Regions from separate parts of the Homo sapiens genome. Here region 1 is linked to region 2. Evidence: chromatin loops called from intact Hi-C (ENCODE). Cell type or tissue: Calu3. All regions are shown on one strand.

The links. Hi-C counts contacts between places; a loop is a spot of excess contacts. Peaks named below come from ENCODE experiments on the same cell type or tissue, not always from the same donor. Only the 100,000 strongest peaks of a DNase experiment are listed, where the experiment ranks them.
Region 1: it touches region 2 in a loop (7-fold over the local background); 2 of 110 quality-filtered maps call a loop at or near these places.

What each region holds. Positions count from the first base shown.
Region 1 is chr5:157,760,749-157,763,248 of GRCh38, reverse strand. No RefSeq gene overlaps it. Among named protein-coding and RNA genes, the nearest start is that of LSM11, 18 kb to the right of the region's middle. RefSeq lists a silencer at 1,116-1,165. In Calu3, CTCF peaks have their summits at 838 and 1,055 (motif pointing left); a DNase peak (open chromatin) is centred at 1,078.
Region 2 is chr5:158,694,298-158,696,797 of GRCh38, reverse strand. EBF1 (EBF transcription factor 1) reads left to right here. Exons shown (of 16, transcript NM_024007.5): 16 at 1-878. Among named protein-coding and RNA genes, the nearest start is that of LINC02227, 290 kb to the right of the region's middle. In Calu3, CTCF peaks have their summits at 916 and 1,115 (motif pointing left); a DNase peak (open chromatin) is centred at 1,087.

The DNA of each region.
Region 1 (2,500 bases), 930 kb after region 2:
ACTTAAGAGTCAGTGAGACCTAGATAGACCCCTCAATTCACTATTTATTAGTAGAGAGATTTTAGCAACTTACATAACCTCTCTGAGCTTTAGTTTCCTCACATATATCAAGGGGATAGAGTCTTCCTCTCATGGTGGTATCTGAACAAGGTAATGCATGTAATATGCTTAATGCAGGGATGAAATGTTATAAACGGACCGTGTCTCTTATTGCATGATCTGTTTTCTGCCTCTTCACACAGCGTGACTAAGTGAAATGTGGTGCAAGTTGCCAAGGATCAAAATGGCTCTTTATTATAACCTTATTTTTAAACATTTGAAGACCAGTATCTACTATTATCTCACATACTGTTATTCCTCTACACCACAGGAATAGGCTGCTGAAAAATTATGCTTGAGGTAGGGAGGGAAAGGCTTTTTGAAGGTCTTGGTGTGATGTGCGAGGAGCCTGACTAGCACTGCCCACCCCCCACTTCTGCCCGCCAGTATCTCAACCTAAAACAGGTTTTCCTCTGTTTATTAGAAAGTTCCCTCTGGCTCGAGCATATTTGCTCACGATCTTGGAGTGGAGGCTCAATTCTGGCCATAGAATCATAAGAGAGCTGCAACCTCTCTCACAAATGGGCTTTCAGGCAACATTGGGTAGAACTGAATTGTTTCAAAGTGAGACAGTTGCTAAGAAACAAGGGCTTTAAGAGAGGCTTCCCAGGGCAATCCCTTGGCAGCAGGTGGGAAGAGGCTGGATGGAGTTGACAGTTTCTGAGATGGAGTCTCAGGATGGAAGAGTAGTGAGAGACCCCTTAAACAGCAGACACTGAGAAATCCCGCTTTGCCACTCTTCCCCAAGCACATTCACTACCTGAACGCCATCAGTCAGGCTTCCCGAGCTTCGAATTAGGTAAATTCAATATTGAAAAGAAACGTTTATATTGCCACTTGGGTTGATTATAGCTTGTTTTTCCTTAATTAACTCAGTCCTGACTGGTGAGCATTTAACGATAAATTGTAGCAGTGACTGGAGACTAGAGACTCCGGTCCTTCTGGGACCTCTAGGTAAGCAGTTTTCTTTAACCCACTGCCACCTAGTGGTAACTGAGCAGACTGAAAAACTCTTCATCTATAACCAAGGAGAGAACGGTTGGCATTTTTTTCTGCTTGCCACTCCTATCTTGGAAGCACAGGGAGAGTGATCGATGTGTCTCTTTCCACTGGCCTCCACTCCCTGCCAACATTTAACTGTCACTGTACATTTACAGTGTCAAGCTAGCTGACTCTTTTGCCATTACTTTGATTAATTAGGACATTCTCATTTAATCAGAAGTATCTGAGATTCAAAACAAACAGGCAAGGACCAGACATACAGCACACGGGTCTTGCCTCCCTTTCTACTGCAGCAGTTAGCAACTTGGTGTGTGTCAGCTGGGCTCAAGTTAATGGATCCTTTAAAGTGAGAAACTGGGTCTTGACAGTTAACTTCAGGTTTCCCCCTCTAAGAATAAATGTGACTTTTCTTGTCTACCTTACCAGGTGATTCAGTTCTGGAAGCACACAGAAGAGATCCAAGTAATCAATGTGGCAAATCTGGGACAGCTAAACTTCCTGTACATGCACAGTGGAAAGCTGGTAGAAAATTTAAATATTTTTGGAAGAATGTGAAGATTGATTTGCCAAATGTGGTAAAACACTCAGAGGGAGCAGAATGAATGGTGATTTCAGCAGATCATGAACAGAATGGACTAGTGCCAGTGAGCTATTAGGTAGAATAAATTCACAGGGCAATTACCACTGCTTGCAGCTTAGAGGAGATAATTCAGAATGTGGGCCAAGTTCCTTTCCTAAGCATGAACTTCAAGTAAACTTGGAAGAAAAAAGCCACCTCAAGAGTGGTGTTTTATTTTTATTTTACTTATTTTTATTTTTTGAGATGGAGCCTCGCTCTATCGCCCAGGCTGGAGTGCAGTGGTGCAATCTCAGCTCACTGCAACCTTCGCCTCCTGGGTTCAAGTGATTCTCCTGCCTCAGCCTCCCGAGTAGCTGGGACTACAGGTGCCTGCCACCATGCCCAGCTATTTTTGTTTCCTTTTTTTAGACTGAGTGTTGCTCTGTGGCCCAACCTGGGGTGCAGTGGCATGATCTCAGCTCACTGCAGCCTCTGCCTCCCGGGTTCAGGTGATTCTCCTGCCTCGGCCTACCGAGCAGCTGGGATTACAGGTGCCCGCCACCACACCTGGCTAATTTTTGTATTTTTAGTAGAGACAGGGTTTCACCATGTTGGCCAGGCTGTTCTCGAACTCCCAATCTCAGGTGATCCACCCGCCTCGGACTCCCAAAGTGCCACGATTATAGGCGTGATCCACTGCGCCCGGCAAGAGTGGTGACTTAGATGTGTGGACTTTGGTAAAGAAAAGGTACAAGGTTACAATAATGTAAATGCAGAAGGCTTGAGATGGTCTAACTTTCTAGACAGGTGTCTTCACTTGGTAACAGACTCCCCTGCCTC
Region 2 (2,500 bases):
GCATGCCCCCATATGGATTTTGCAATGGTTTTCACTAGGCTGTCAAGAGTGCGATTTTTATGGGTTGGGGTGGGTGGGGGAGGGGAGTTGTGGGAGGGTAGGGGAGGGAGGAAAGCTGTTTTTCATGGTGAGAAATAATAATGATGACTAATAATAATAAAAAAAACTGGAAAATGTAAGCAAGGTGGACGCATTGCTTCTCGGTACTCAGAAAGGTTATCTGAATTTGCGTGGTAAGCGCTGGCCTGAAGATGTACACAAGTTAAAGCCATATTTTATCTGGTGAGCCCCTTAACTGTTTCTGAAGGAATGAACGGTCAGCCGGGAAGGTGTCCGGCTTAGACCTTGACAACAGACACTACCCATCTGTCAGCCATGTGCAGTGGTTAGAACTCTTCTTGAAAGTCCAAAGAGCCTTTAAAATGTGTATAATTTGTGTTTTGTTGCTTCTATTTCTATTGATTAGATGAAAAGACATTCTGGCCCTCTGATCCTCTTTCTTCTCCACAAAAGTTTTACAAATAAAAGATGTTCCCCTAAATACAGAATATGGCTTTAAGAAGAAAATGAAATGAAGAATTAAATTAAGATTTCAGTGTTGGGGGAAAAAATACAGCTTCTGGATGACTGGATTGCATAACATTGCCCTGGCCTCACATTGTACTAGGATGCAGCTTAAATGAAGTCATCTCTAAATCTACTAACCTTTCACCTTCTTATCAAAACTTTTTGAATAGACACACACTGTACAGTTCAATTGTTAGAGAACCTAACTACTGTAGAGATTGTTAAATTTTTTTTTTTTTTTTGCAAAAATTCAAGCTGTAAAAACTTTTCAACTTTCACAATATTTAATTAAAGTTACTTCCTGTCTGTGATGGCAGCTCCTAGTTGTGTATTCATTTCTCTATTTCAGATGAGCCAAAGTCCAACATAATGTAAAAGGTCTGTGTTTGCAATGACTCAGATCAGTCTTGATACCCAGTGAAAAGGAATTAGGGTAGTGCTGGGACACCCTCTTTCTTATGTAGGTCCTTGGGGATTTGCTAATCTGGGATGCAAATTGAACACGCGCAGCGTACTGCTGCCCTCTGCCGGCGGTAGCTGGATGTGCACATGCCCACACCGGTCCATATAGGAGCCAAGAGCCCCCAGCAACTTCAACAGCCAAGCCCTGAGATCCTCCTGCGTGATTGAACTGTGAATCCAGGAAGTGGCCATTCTAGAACCCCTATCCTTCGTGCTACAAATCTGAACCAAGCTTTTCACACACAGCTGCTAATTAATCCCAGCGAGCCTTCTGGTCAACTAATTATGTGCCCTGGCTCATTGATGAGGAGGCATGTGTGAACTGAGCCTTCTGTTATCAATATTTTTTAACCCCACATGAATAAGATACTTTTCCTGTTGGACAGGAGTGAAACATTCCACAAATACTAGATAGGTACCTACTCATGTAAAATTGTTTCACTTTAAATTCCATCATGATCATGAGTCTTTCTAAATGCACACTCAATGATTTTCCTACTTTTACAGTTATTGAACATGATGAGGTTAATGATACTTGTAAAATGCCTCAAAAACTCAGCAGATAGGCTGTAGGCCAACGGAAACTTGATGGCCAGAGGTGATAGGATGGCTGCAACACAGTCACATGTGGTGGGCACTGTTTCGGCTTTGGAATATAGCCCGATTTGAGTAATGAAAGAGAGTGATATATAAGTTAGAGAAGCTGCCATCCTTTTAAAGAAACTTGCTGAAAAGTGTGGCCATTCAATATATGTTTCTTTTGAATTCTGTGTTTGATATAGTTTCCTGTATTAGATGCAGAAGATAAAGATTGAACAAGAGGCCCCTTTTCTCAGGATGCACACCATCTCAGAAAAGACACACTTATATTCAAATTATGCTAGAATGGTCGGCCAGGCTGAGACAGGTGTGCCACAATGCTCCACAGAGCACAGCTGACGTCCACACCTCTGACACGCTGGCCCCTACAGTCTTTAAGGGCTACCTCTTGAAAGTGCTCATTCACTCGATCGTTCATTTATTCATTCATGCTTGTAAACTTTGCGCGTTTCCTATGCCTCTGGTGCTAGGCAAGACATGGTGATACATCGGTGGGCCATGGTGACATTATACCCACTTGGAGCTCATACTTGAGTGGGGCAAATGAACGTTAAGCAGCCACTCAAGTGCCTGTAACAAACGAATCATGGTAATGAAGAAAATGTCTACAATGCTCTGAAAGTACATTGCAGCAGGATCTGATTTAACCTGAAGTGCTGGGAAAGGCTCCAGAGAAAGTAACATTTGAGCTGAGGTATAAAAGCTCAGCAGGAGCTAACCAGGTGGGCCTGGCCCCTTAGGCAGAGGAAATGAGGGAGGTGTAAGAACACTGAGCTTTGGAGCACATAAGGTACATTTAGGAACAGAAAAACTATGTGAGTGGAGTGTGCAGATGTGCACAATGAGACTGTGGGGCTTGGGAGTTCAATTC